Regions from separate parts of the Homo sapiens genome. Here region 2 is linked to region 1. The links are chromatin contacts, found by Hi-C or POLR2A ChIA-PET in ENCODE. All regions are on one chromosome and are shown on one strand. Each heading gives the region's core, a stretch centred on a gene start or an enhancer-like site at or near the end of the contact. The rest is flanking DNA. Distances are from core to core; before and after follow the strand shown.

Evidence for each region. A loop is a pair of places that touch in the nucleus more often than their neighbours do. ChIA-PET counts read pairs that join two places held with the same protein, here RNA polymerase II (POLR2A). Pooled maps may share reads with other maps.
Region 2: a pooled map shows a loop between it and region 1 (6-fold over the local background). The contact joins the promoter of EHD1 here to the promoter of STX5 in region 1. A Hi-C loop is called at or near these places in 6 of 50 pooled maps. POLR2A ChIA-PET finds 5 or more read pairs at or near these places in 3 of 52 experiments (B cell, CD8-positive, alpha-beta memory T cell and Caco-2).

What each region holds. Positions count from the first base shown.
Region 1 is chr11:62,827,080-62,833,427 of GRCh38, reverse strand. It overlaps STX5 (syntaxin 5), which reads left to right and starts at 1,377. Exons shown (of 11, transcript NM_003164.5): 1 at 1,377-1,474; 2 at 2,166-2,409; 3 at 5,797-5,867; 4 at 6,030-6,085; 5 at 6,203-6,273. The coding sequence starts at 2,185. TEX54 (testis expressed 54) reads left to right here and starts at 587. Exons shown (of 1, transcript NM_001395459.1): 1 at 587-1,107. The coding sequence starts at 678. The coding sequence ends at 1,052. WDR74 (WD repeat domain 74) reads left to right here. Exons shown (of 11, transcript NM_001369450.1): 11 at 297-517. The coding sequence ends at 476. It overlaps STX5-DT (STX5 divergent transcript), which reads right to left and starts at 1,194. Exons shown (of 2, transcript NR_135084.1): 1 at 1,111-1,194. RefSeq lists enhancers at 867-916, 937-1,006, 1,377-1,466.
Region 2 is chr11:64,876,136-64,883,033 of GRCh38, reverse strand. It overlaps EHD1 (EH domain containing 1), which reads left to right and starts at 4,413. Exons shown (of 5, transcript NM_006795.4): 1 at 4,413-4,973. The coding sequence starts at 4,570. It overlaps MIR10392 (microRNA 10392), which reads left to right and starts at 4,425; the gene lies at 4,425-4,511. It also overlaps the pseudogene RPS16P6. RefSeq lists enhancers at 1,895-1,984, 2,045-2,094, 2,265-2,414, 5,737-5,836, 5,500-6,276 and silencers at 4,027-4,586, 4,607-4,656, 5,507-5,576.

The DNA of each region.
Region 1 (6,348 bases), core at 128-2,627:
GCTTTCTAGGAGCAGGGAATAAAGGTGGTGGTACCCAGAGGGATTCTTTCTCAGCCAGGGTCTCCTTCCCTGTGGGTTTGTCCCTGTGCCCCTGACTACTTTTCTTTTTTTTTTTTTTTTTTTTTTTTTTTAAACTTCTTTTTGTGGAGATGGGGTCTCCTTATGTTGCCCAGTCTGGTCGCTAAGTCCTGGGCTCAAGCAATCCTCCTGCCTTGGTCTCCCAAAGTGCTGAGATTACAGGTGGGAGCCACCGTGCCCGGCCCCCCTGACTCCTAAGCTTTCTTCCCACTCACCAGGATGAGCCCCAAGAGCCTCAAGAACCCAACAAGGTGCCCCTAGAAGACACAGAGACAGATGAACTTTGGGCATCCTTGGAGGCAGCTGCCAAGCGGAAGCTCTCGGGTTTGGAGCAGCCCCAAGGAGCTCTCCAAACGAGACGGAGAAAGAAGAAGCGGCCTGGGTCCACCAGCCCCTGACGCCCCTGTGCCCACTTTGTAAATAAACTGCTGAACACCCACCATGACCCTGAGCCTTTTGTGATGGGAGAAAGGAATGAGGGGTAGCTTGGGGTGGGGGCTGCCTGAGCTGGGGCGACGGGATATCTGATGTCACAAAAGCCGGGCCTGGAGGCAGGCAGGCTGGCGTGGGTGGCACGGAGTCCAGGGCCACGCGGGGCCATGGGCTGCTGCCAAGACAAGGACTTTGAGATGTCTGATGAGCAGTCCAAGGAGGAAGAGTCTGAGGACGGCAGGGAAGATGAGACCACAGACACACAAAGAGGGCCCAGGGAGTGTGAGAGGGGGCTTCCCGAGGGTAGGGGTGAGCTCAGAGGCCTCGTCGTCCCCTCAGGCGCCGAAGATATCGACTTGAACTCCCCGGACCATCCGAATCACAAGTCGAACGAAAGCCTTCTGATTACCGTGCTGTGGCGGCGACTATCCACGTTCGGTCGTCGGGGCTCCTCGCGGCCAAGCAAGAGGCAACCAGACCAGATTCGGAAGCAGGAGAGTCCGATCCGAGAAGGCAACCAGGAGGAGCCGGAGAAGGGATGACCCCAGACCTGCTCTCAGTCCGCCCCAACCTCCAGAGAATAAAATTTCTAACGTATACCTGCACGACCACTCTGGGGGACTGGGCGCGGACACCACCGGGCAGCTGGTTCTTTAAGGCTCCTTCCCGGAGGCGGGCCCAGCCCCCTGAGCGCCTGCTGTAGTACTCTGGGGCGGGGTCACGGTGGCGCCTTAGCCAATGGGAGGGCGGGATCGCTCTTGCGTTTGGGTGTGGGGCGTGTCTTTCGGGTCGCTGGGCTTGAAACGCGTGGGACCGCCCCCTCGTCACTGGGGGTGGGGTTACGTGTAGGTGACGTGGCCGCTTCCAGTCTTTGGTCGGGTTTCGGCGGCTTCAGTGCTCGGGGAGGAGGCAGTGACGGCCGGTGAGATTGGAAGTGGCGGCGGCGGCAGGCGGCAGAGGGGAGGTAAGATTCGCTTTAAGAGGGGATCTGGCCGCCGTGTCAGCTCTGGGGCAGTGGTTTTACGGGGGCGACGACTGGCGGGGGGAAGGGAATCAGGGGCGAGCGGGCAAGTCCTGCCGGCCCGGCTCCGGGTGAGCGAATTCCTTGCCGTCCAATCAGGAAAGCCTCTGTTGAGAGAGACGTCGGCCTTAGCTAATGAGTGGTTGAAGTCTTCCAGAAGGCGGACCTTGGGCGGGGGGTGGGACTTCCTGTTTCAAATAAACACCCAGAGGTTTTCCCCCTCCGCCCACCGAAGTGTGTCAGTCTTTGGAGGTCCGTCACTGGCCCTCCCGGAGGGGCCGAAGGAAACCGCGGAAACGAAAGGGCTGGGTTAGGGCCCGGGGCAGTTACACGGGCCGGGCCGGAGTCTCAGGACCACGGGGTTGGCTCTGGCCCTGTCTCTGCTTCAGGGTCCCCGGCCCGCGCTCTGGCCGCCAGAGCCAAGTTGGAAGAAGAGTCTGAAGCGGGTTCGACTTGGGACAGGGGAAAAGCGGGGCCCTTTCCGCTGCTGGTCCGCCCCAGGATTTGCGAGCGTCCTGGGCGCGAAAGTCCACGAGAAGTGCAGAAGGGGCTCGGGGATTTGTTGATTGGGGTGGGGCGGGGGAGTTTGGGTAAAGAAGTTGCCTGGGGAATGACACTCTCCCCTCCACAACAGTCCGAGGTTATGCGTCTCAATGATCCCGCGGAAACGCTACGGGTCTAAGAACACGGATCAGGGTGTCTACCTGGGTCTCTCAAAGACACAGGTCCTGTCCCCTGCAACTGCTGGCAGTAGCAGCAGCGACATCGCCCCTCTGCCCCCCCCAGTGACCCTCGTCCCTCCCCCTCCCGACACCATGTCCTGCCGGGATCGGACCCAGGAGTTTCTGTCTGCCTGCAAGTCGCTGCAGACCCGTCAGGTAAGGACCTGGAGTGGAAAAGGCGAGGAGTGAGCCTTACTCAAATCTAGGAAGGACTGTGCTCCACCACTGTTAACCGAAGTAATTTTGGGGGGTACCTGATGGAACTGATAGGCTTGGATGGGGCCTGTAGGGTCTGCTATAAGCAACAGAGAAGAGGTCGGCTGGCTAACTAGGGGCAAGGACTTAGACTTTTTTTTGTGAGGAATCCTTTGGAGGGCAGGATTGCTATTCTGGAGGGAGTACTTCAGAGAGTACTTGGCTGCAATATAATTGGTGTGAATAAGGAACAAGTTCTAGGAAGAGCCTTTAGCTGAGAAACATGCACCTTGAATTTTCCAATATACTTCTACCATAAGTTTGCTCTGTAACCATGAGAAAATTAGTTAATCTAGTTACATATTAGTTTTTATCTCTGTAAGATTAAGGACATTTTCTAGATAAGTAATTTGTTGTTTTTGTTTTGTTTTGAGATCTGTTTTTCAACTCTGTCAACAGGCTGGAGTGTAGTGGTGTGATGATAGCTCACTTGCAGTCTTGAACTCCTAGACTCAAGGGATCCTCTTTCCTCAGCCTCCTGAGCAGCTGGGACTACATGGATGCACCACTCAGCTAATTTTAAAATTTTTTCGTACAGGCAGTGTCTCACTATGTTGCCCAGGTTGGTCTGGACACCACACCTGGCCCTAGATCAGTAATTTGTATCAAAATCACTTAGGGTTGGATGTGGTGGCTCATACCTGTAATTCCAGCACTTTGGGAGGCCTAGGCCAGAGGATGACTTGAGGCCAGGAGTTAGAGACCAGCAGGAGCAACAAAGCAAGACCCTGTTTCTACAGGAAAAAAAAAAAAAAAAGCTGGACGTGGTGGCATGTGCCTGTAGTCCCAGCTACTTAGAAGGCTGAGCGAGGCCCAGTCTCTTCCTCTCTCTCTTTTTTTTTTTTTTTTTTTTTTGAGAAGGAATTTTGCCTTGTCGCCCAGACTGGGGTGCAATGGTGCAATCTCGGCTCACTGCAACCTCCTCTTCCTGGGTTCAAGCGATTCTCCTGCCTTAGCCTCTCGAGTAGCTGGGATTACAGGTGCCCGTCACCACGCCCGGCTAATTTTTGTATTTTTTTTTAGTAGAGATGGGGTTTCACCATGTCAGGCTGGCTTTGAACTCCTGACCTGAGGTGATCTGCCCTCCTCAGCCTCCCAAAGTGCTGGGATTACAGGTATGAGTCACCACACCTGGCCTCTCTCTCTCCTTTTTTGGAAACATGGTCTCACTCTGTCACCAAGGCTGGAGTACAATGGTTCTATCTCATCTCACTGCAACATCTGACCTCCTGGGCTCAAGCAACCCTCCTGCCTCAGGCTCCTCAGTAGCTGGGATTATAGGCATGTGCCACCACATCTGGCTAATTTCTGTTTTGTTAGTAGAGATGGGGTTTTACCATGTTGCCCAGGCTGGTCTCGAACTTCTGGGCTCAAGTGATCCGTCTGCTTTATCTTCTCAAAGTGCTGGGATTACAGGTGTCAGCCACTGCACTCAGCTCCTCTTAAAAAAAATTTGGGAGTGCTATTTATTTATTTATTTATTTATTTATTTTTGAGATGGGAATTTCGCTCTTGTTGCCCAGGCTGTAGTGCAGTGGCACGATCTTAGCTCACTGCAACCTCCGCCTCCCGGGTTCCAGTGATTCTCCTGCCTCAGCCTCCCAAGTAGCTGGGATTACAGACATGCGCCACCATGCCTGGCTAATTTTGTATTTTGAGTGGAGACGGGGTTTCTCCATATTGGTCAGGCTGGTCTCAAACTCCCGACCTCAGGTGCTCTGCCCGCCTCAGCCTTCCAAAGTGCTGGGATTGCAAGCGTGAGCCACCGTACCCAGCCGGGAGTGTTTTTTTCAACAATCCCAGTGGGACCCGAGTAAGCAGTTTGTGTTTGTTTGTTTGTTTGTTTGTTTGTTTGTTTTTGAGACAGTCTCTCTTTGTTGCCAGGCTGGAGTGCAGTGACGTGATCTGGGTTCACTGCAGCCTCCACCTCTGGGTTTAAGTGATTCTCCTGCCTCAGCCTCCCAAGTAGCTGGGAATACAGGCGGTGCCAGGACACCCAGCTAATTTTTGTATTTTTAGTAGAGACGGGGTTTCACTGTGTTCGCCAGGATGGTCTCTGTCTCTTGACCTCGTGATCTGCTTGCCTCGGCCTCCCAAAATGCTGGGATTACAGGTGTGAGCCACTGCACCTGGCCAAGTAACTGTATTTATTTATTTGTTTGTTTGTTTGTTTATTTATTTATTTATTTATTTTGAGACGGAGTCTCGCTCTGTCACCCAGGCTGGAGTGCAGTGGTGGGATCTTGGCTCACGGCAGCCTCCACCTCCCAGGTTCAAGTGATTCTCCGGCCTCAGCCTGCTGAGTAGCTGGGACTACAGGTGCATGCCACCACACCTGGCTAAATTTTTGTATTTTTAGTAGAGATGGGGTTTCACCATGTTAGCCAGGTTGGTCTCAATCTCTTGACCTCGTGATCCGCCTGCCTCAGCTTTCCAAAGTGCTGGGATTACAGGCGTGAGCCACTGCACCCGGCCGAGTAACTGTATTTTTAAATATTTTTACTGATGGCTGGACATGCTGGCTGGCACCTGTAATCCCAGCACTTTGGGAGGCTGAGGTGGGAGGATTGCGTGAGCCTAGGAGTTCAAGACCAGCCTGGGCAATATAGCAAGACCCTATCTCTACAAAAAGTTAAAAATTAGCTAGGTGTGGTGGTGTGCCCTGTAGTCCCAGCTACTTGGGAGGCTGAAGTTGGAGGATCACTTGAGCCCAGGATGTCGAGGCCGCAGTAAGTTATGATCATGCTACTATATTCCAACCTGGGAGACAGAGTGAGACCCTGTCTCAAAAACAGAAAAGTTATAAAGAAGTGTTTTTCAGCTCATGGTAAAGCTGCTCTTCTGTATGATCTCCAAGAGCTTTGCAATCATCCTTATTGATTTCCTGATTTGAGGAATAGAATGGCAATACTAGATACCATTTATTTAGTGCTTACTATGTACCAGGTAGTTGACTGAAGTACTTTTCAGCCTTTTTGTTATTTAACCTTAGCAACAATAGGAGATGTGTGGATTGTCTTCATTTTATAGAAGAGAAAGTAGAGATTTAGAATGTTTTAAGTAACTCGCCCCAAATCCACCAGCTAGTAGTAAGTGGTGAGTCAAGATTTGAACTCAGGTCTACCTGCTCTTCAAATCTGGACTCTAAACGACTACCACTCATAAATCTAGATCATCTGATGGATGCCACCAGCACTAGAGATAGGTTAGTGGACACCTCAGGAAGAGTGAAAGCTGGAACTGGGGAAGGGAGAACTAAAGTTGTCACCTCCTGCCATTGCTTTTCAGAATGGAATCCAGACAAATAAGCCAGCTTTGCGTGCTGTCCGACAACGCAGTGAATTCACCCTCATGGCCAAGTGAGTTGAGAGAAGCTTTCTGGTGGGGTGATACAGTGTCTGAAGAAAAGTAGACTTGCAATCAGTGGCCTTGGCTGTGAAGTCTGGGATTGGTTATGCTGGAGCTTATGTGGGAAAAGGCGTCCTGCCCTTTCCCACAGTCTGACTAGTGGTCATTTGCAGGCGCATTGGGAAAGACCTTAGCAACACATTTGCCAAGCTGGAGAAGCTGACAATCTGTGAGTGTTCTTGGGGTCTTTCAGAAGTGGGGCAGTAAATCAAAGAGGGTTGAGGACTATATTCCCTGAGCTTTGTCCTTGACCTCACCCATTGTGGCTTCTTGTTTGTCTCTGTAGTGGCAAAGCGCAAGTCCCTCTTTGATGATAAAGCAGTGGAAATTGAAGAGCTAACATATATCATCAAACAGGTGAGCTACTAGCCATCAGGAGAGCCCAGCATTCCAATCAGATCACTTCTGTCTTCCTGTCATTTTCCATTGCCA
Region 2 (6,898 bases), core at 3,164-5,663, 2.0 Mb before region 1:
GCAGATCACAAGGTCAGGAGATCAAGACCATCCTGGCTAACATGGTGAAACCCCATCTCTACTAAAAATAGAAAAAATTAGCCGACGGGCATGGTGGTACACGCCTGTAGTCCCAGCTACTCGGGAGGCTGAGGCAGGAGAATCACTTGAACCCGGGAGGTGGAGGTTGCAGTGAGCCAAGATCACGCCACTGCACTCCAGCCTGGGCAACAGAGGGAGACTCCCTCTCAAAAAAAAAAGACTCCGAAGGCCCAGATTCTCATTCAGTCTGGGCTACTTCGAGCAGTCACTGGACATCCCGGGCCTCAGGCTCTTTCTCACTGGAATTTGAAAGCAGCTAAGATTCTGACACGGTCACCTCCAAATTGGGCCATGTTCTGGCTGCCAGATGCCTTCAGAGCCCTCTGGGGCCCAGCAATCTCCCCAGAGCCATCACCCAAGGGCCACAGCTGCTGCAAGAGAAAGGCCTCATGGTGTGGAGAGGACACTCTTCTTGCCAGTGTGGGAGACCCGGCATTCAAAAGAACAGTCCTCCTCAGTTCCTCACCTTGTGTCGGGAAAACTGATTTGTTGCCCAAATCTCATGACTGTGAGAACAAAAATCTGTGCTGATATGCAAACTCTGTCAGTGGAAAGAATGAACCACTCCTCATCCCAGGGAGAAACCTATGTTTTGGTTTTTCTCAGCTCGATTTTTCTGCCATATTTGGAGAAAAACTCCTTAAAAAAAAAATATCGACTGGGTGCGGTGGCTCATGCCTGTAATCCCAGCATTTTGGGAGGCTGAGGTGGGTGTATTACTTGAGGTCAGGGGTTCGAGACCAGCCTGACCAACATGTATTTTTAGTAGTCTCTACTAAAAATACAAAAAATTAGCCAGGCATGGTGGCAGGCGCCTGTAATCCCACCTACTTGGGAGGCTAAGGCAGGATAATCACTTGAACCCAGGAGGTGGAGGTTGCAGTGAGCTGAGATCGCACCATTGCACTCCAGCTTGGGTGACACAGAGTGAGACTCTGTCTCAAAAAAAAAAAAACACTCTCAAACATAGTTTATTATATAGGTGAATCCTGGTCCCTGTGATGGGCTTATTGGTACGATTTCTGGTAGCAAGCATAGGTACCAGGGCCTCCAACGTTTTTGGATTTGCAGCAACGGGGGTCAGCTACTGACAGGGTCCAGTCATGCTGGATGAGGATGCCTCTGGTCCTTTTGGAAGCCTCATCCATTTATTTCCGGTAATAGGCCACTAAGGCTTTGGAGATGGACTGATGTTGATAGCATAAATCTGGGTCACATGACCACCACCCTTCACACAAACATGCGTGTGCATGTCAGCAAATTGCTCCTTGCCCAGAGGCAGAACTAGGAACTAGTTCCAGCAGCTTGAATTGCAGCGCTCGGCTCCATCATCTCCAGGGGCCATCCATTCACCTTGATGAGGCCACTGCCATGTTTGCAGTGGATTGCACGGACTGCAGCTGGCCCTTGGATGGCATAGCCAAGAGCACAGATAAGAGCTCCTCACTGCACGGCACCGCAAGCGGAAAAGGCACCTCTCTTTTTTTTTTTTTTTTTGAGATGGAGTCTCCTTCTGTTGCCCAGGTTAGAATGCAGTGGTGCGATCTTGGCTCACTGCAACCTCCACCTCACGGGTTCAAGCGATTCTCCTGCCTCAGCCTCCTCAGTAGCTGGGATTACAGGCACACGCCACCATACCTGGCTAATTTTTGTATTTTTAGTAGAGACGGGGTTTTGTGATATTGGCCAGGGTGGTCTTGATCTCAGGTGATCTGCTTGCATCGGCCTCCCAAAGTGCTGGGATTACAGACATGAGCTACTGCACCTGGCCTTTTTTTTTTAAGTTGTCTCTAGGGACCTTGTAGATGTTTTCCTAGATCAGGCCATGACAGGACCAAGCAGACCACTTAGAGGGGAGGTGAGGCCCCTTTCTGCTGGATGAGGGCGTTTCTGAGGAGAGCTAGGGGGTACCTCAAGGCCCTGGGTTTGCAGGGAATGGATTTATTAACTGAAGAATAAAACACTGGGAGTGGGGGATGGCACAGTTTCTGAGATAAAAGAAAAATACTTGAACCCTCCATCAATCTGCCATGGGCTCAGGCAGACAGGCAGAAAGTGAAACAGCGGAGAAACCAAAAGTGAAAGGGTGCATTCACATTTTATACAACTTTCCCACCAAACAAACTGCCCTACTCAGAAAACACAAAAGAAAAAAAAATTAGGACATTTTCGGTGTGGGGCATGACAAGATAAGGAAGCTGCCTGGAAGCTGGGTGCCAACTCCATGAAATTGGGGGAAACTAATTGCTGGTCACGTGGGCCTCACCAGGGTGACAGAGATCCCTTCTTTCAGTCCTTTAAGATCTTTGGAGAAAGTCAAGTGGCCATACATAACGACAGGGTCTGGGTTTTGTTTATAAATAACCCAGGAACATTTTGTTGTTTTCAGTTTTCTAGGGCTGGGTTTTCCCAGCACACAGGGCTCTGGGGAGATTTGAAAACCATGGCGCGTCAATGAGAATGCTGCCGGGGCGCCAGTTTGGAGCAGCCTCATTGAGACGACTGAACAACTACTTCATTCAGGATCCTCAGCCCTGGGCCCTTCCCTAGATCAACCCAGAAACTGCATCTCCGGGGTGGATCCCTAACAGTGCTGAGTAGGAGGCAAACACTGTGGCTTCTAAGGCTGACCCGGGAAGTCTGGACTAGGCCCGCCGGAGGCTCCTCGTCACCAATTGGCATGCAGCCTCTGGTGACAGCTCTGCCTAGGAGCCTCAGTATCTTCTTTTGAGAATAACACCAAAAAAAAAAAAAAAAAAAAAAAAGGGGGGGGGCAGTAGCTTGTGTGCTTTACTATGATGAAAAGAATCAAATCAAAGCACTAAGGGGCGTAAGATTGCAGGCAGGGTTGGAATTACTTATCCGCTCTCCAATGGTTAGGGAGCAAGAGGGGAGGGCAAGGGAACTATCTATTCCCTCGGAAGGGATCTTACAAGCGGTAGGCGAACAAACCTCCCATCGTGTCCTCTCTAGATTCCACCACTCAGTTCCCCTGAGATATCCCCCGTTCTCAGATTTGAGTTCCTGCCTCTTCCTCTTAGCCTACCAGCCCAAGTTATCCCCTGATACAGGCCCCTAGCCCTCCAGGCTTCCACATCTCCCAGAAGCGAGGAAGTTGGACCTGAGGCTTTCAAAGTCGCAGGTTCAATTCAGATCTCTTTAAGAGCCCCCAGGGTCCTGCTACCACAGGTTGGTGTCTTGATACTGGTTACATAACAATCAGTCCCCAAAGCTCTGACATCACCCACTGAAGATTCTCACCAGCCTGGACAGCCAAAGGGGTCTGTGTGTGGCCGGGGAGGATGGCGGGGGAGTGAGCCCCATGGAACAGCCAGGAACTGGTAAGGGGAGGTAGGGCACAGATCCCAGTAAATGATGGTAAATGGTGGTGACCCCGAGAGGAAAGTGGAAGTATTTGGGTTTTTAAACTTCCCCCTAAATTCCCACAAGATTTCATTGTTGCCCCCACACTTCCCCTCTTCCCCACATAGGGAATTTCCGATTTCACTTCCCAATACGCAAGTGGCCAGAGAGCCTCAACTTCCTCCTCATGCCCTCCCTGCCTTGCCCCAGCTATAGCCTTTGTGGGGAAGCCTTCTCTTCTCCCGCGCGAGTCCGGTGTCACCCATGTCCTCCCTCGCTTGCGTCCCTCTCCCATTCCCACCCCGTCGGCCTGAGGGGAGGTCAGGCCTCTCGCTGCCCATTTTTCTTTCCCCAGTCACCAGCCCGCCCCGGATTCTCTACTCCCTCAGCTTGCTCTGCTACCACTTTCCTGTCTCTCCCTCTCCCAAAGCAGATAAAAGATGAGGGGACAAAGACAGTGTGTGTCTGGGAAGCTGGGCTGAGAGGAGGAGGTGCCGCCGCCTGGGGGTACTCCGATGCTTCCGGGGATTCCGAGCCAGCTGGAGGACCGCACGTGGCGAACGGCGGGCGCGGCGCGTAGTCAGGGAACCAGGGTGCCTGACTGGGTGTCTCGTGGAGCCATCCCGCGGGGGTGTGGGGGGGCCACGGTGCCGGAAGGCGCGCGGCCCAGAGGCCGTCTCCGCCGAACGCCCGCTCCTCGCCTTCCTAACCGCAGCACTTTCGCGAGCCTCCCTACGAGGGGCGGGGCGAAACAGGTGCGGTTGCCACGGCACCCGGACCACAGCCTCGCGAGATTTGGAATCAGCCAATGGGGGCGGGGTAGGGGAAGACGTGGCACCAGTCGGAGGGGCGGGGCTGGGAGGGGCTCCTCCCTACCGCCCCCAATTCCGCCCTGCCCCCGCCGCGGCGGCGCTAGCCGCCACTGAGGGACCGACCCTATAAAGGCCGCTCCGCGAGGGGTGCGCAGCATTCGGCAGAGGGCGCTTCGACGGGCTGGGCTGTGCGCCTGCGCAGTGTGGGTCGCTCCCGATTCCCTGCCCCGGCCGGCCCCGCCTCGGCTCCGCACCCTCGCCCCGCTCTCAGCCGCCGCTCTGCCCCGCAGCAGCCAGCCCCGTGTCCGGCAGTATGTTCAGCTGGGTCAGCAAGGATGCCCGCCGCAAGAAGGAGCCGGAGCTCTTCCAGACGGTGGCTGAGGGGCTGCGGCAGCTGTACGCGCAGAAGCTGCTACCCCTGGAGGAGCACTACCGCTTCCACGAGTTCCACTCGCCCGCGCTGGAGGACGCTGACTTCGACAACAAGCCTATGGTGCTCCTCGTGGGGCAGTACAGCACGGGCAAGACCACCTTCATCCGACACCTGATCGAGCAGGACTTCCCGGGGATGCGCATCGGGCCCGAGCCCACCACCGACTCCTTCATCGCCGTCATGCACGGCCCCACTGAGGGCGTGGTGCCGGGCAACGCGCTCGTGGTGGACCCGCGGCGCCCCTTCCGCAAGCTCAACGCGTTTGGCAACGCTTTCCTCAACAGGTACCCACCCATCACTCCAGGGGGCGGGGGGCGCGTCCGGGGCACACCCCTCACTCGGAGCCTGACCCTCCCGTGGCTGTCGCCCCGCCGTCCTTTGTCTCCGAGGCCCCAGTGAGACCCTCAGTGACCACTCCCTGGTCCAAGGGCCCTGCCCCTTCCCAGAGTAAACCCACTGGGGGTCTAAGAGTGGGCGTTGTCGGCTCCCCCAGCTTCTGTCCTCCCCAGAATCTTCCAGGGTAACCACCAAGCCCTCCTGCAGATCCCAGCCCCACTCCCCTCAGCAGCAGGGCCGCAGTAGGAAGCTGAGCCATTCCTGCGCTCCTTTTCTTGGTCTCCACCTCCGTCCCGCAGGCTGGATGCACCTAATTCACGGAAATCAACCCTCCCCTCCCTGTCTTCTTAAGTGTCAATAGCAAAACACAATGAAACTTTTAGCCATTCCCTTCTCTGGTGCGGTGTGGGTCTGCTCTGCCTCCCCTGGGACGGTGGTTTTGTGTAGGAGGGAGGAGGAGGATCGGCTGTGGCTTGCTGACTTTGGGGCAGCCCCTTGGAGGCAGGGGACAGTTGAGGTTCGAACACTTCTCCCAATGGCAGCTCTCAAGAGGTCAGTGCTGCCCTGAGGGGTTTCAGGAAGCAGGATGAGGTGGTGGCAGTGGGAGCCCTGCAATGAGATTCTGGCCCTAAGCCCTTCTGTGCACTGAGGGACAGAATCTGAGGTTCCTTCACCCACTTGGACCTCACTTTTCCAGTTAAGTGGCCTCTGCACGCGAGGAGAGTGAGCTCCAGGACTCTGCCTGTCTCAGTGCTGTGAATGAAACACAGTGCTCCCGCCCCTCAAGGAGTGCAATGCCCAAGCTCACTTTTCTCCAGAGAAACTCGAGACATGCCCGTCCCAACCCCCAGGCGACATACCAAAGTACTTCACAGACCCTGTCCTCCCTGCCACCCCACGTTCACGGACTCCACATGCCTTTCATAATTCTGCACCAGCGAAGAGCCTCTGAAGGAATCTTTGAATCCTGCCTTCCAGGTCCCCGCCCTGCACGGTCACATTCCTTTCCAGACGCCATCCAGCTGTGCAGGGCAGCTTGCCCTAGAGCCAAGCTGGTGGCCAGGCCTACTCCAGGCACAGAGCTGACCTTCAGCAGGGTCTGTTCACTTCCAGGCATTTCAGCCCGCCCTCCTGTTTTACGGCTGTTGATGTTTGTCTGTCAAGGCCAGGTTGAGTGCAGCCCTTTGGGCTAAGGGTCCTGAAGAGGCGGAGTCCTCTTCACTTTCCTTGTGAGGGCACACCTTTTTTGAAAGGAGAGACATGGCACAGGACCAGTTTTCTGAATTTGGAAGCCTAGAGTTTCAGAGCTGGAAGGATCTTAGACATCATCTTGGCAGCCCCCACCTGACTGGTTCAGGAAACCGAGGTTCAGAGGGTCTGGCTGATGTGTGGAAGTCACCCATTAGGTCAGCCAGCACTGACTGCCTGGCTTTTGCACAGCCAGTTACTGCTTTCTGCTGCTTCTACCCGAAAAAGAGCAATTCGAGATTGCTTTGTCCGAGACCGGTGCTTTGATGACATTGGTGCCACAGGATCTGAGAGGTGGCACACGTTTATTTCCTTCTTGCTGCCACCTCATCTCCAGAGGATCCCTGATCACTGATGGCCCTGCCGAAAGGGCCCTATCAGCCCACGCTGAGGCCCAGAGCTGTGCCAGGATGTGTAGTGTGGGGAGTGAGCCCGGCGAGGAGGGTGCAACAAAGGAGGCTTTTCTCTGGCTGATACAGCCTCTCCCAGCTGAGTCTTGAAGAGACTCATTGAGTCGTGAACTTGACTTGCCGGCCTTCTCCCCCTATGTGGCTGCTCTAAGAATAAAATCAGCTGGAGCAGACCAAGGCAAGGTGCAGTCAGGGTGTCTTAAGAGTGTCTTGCA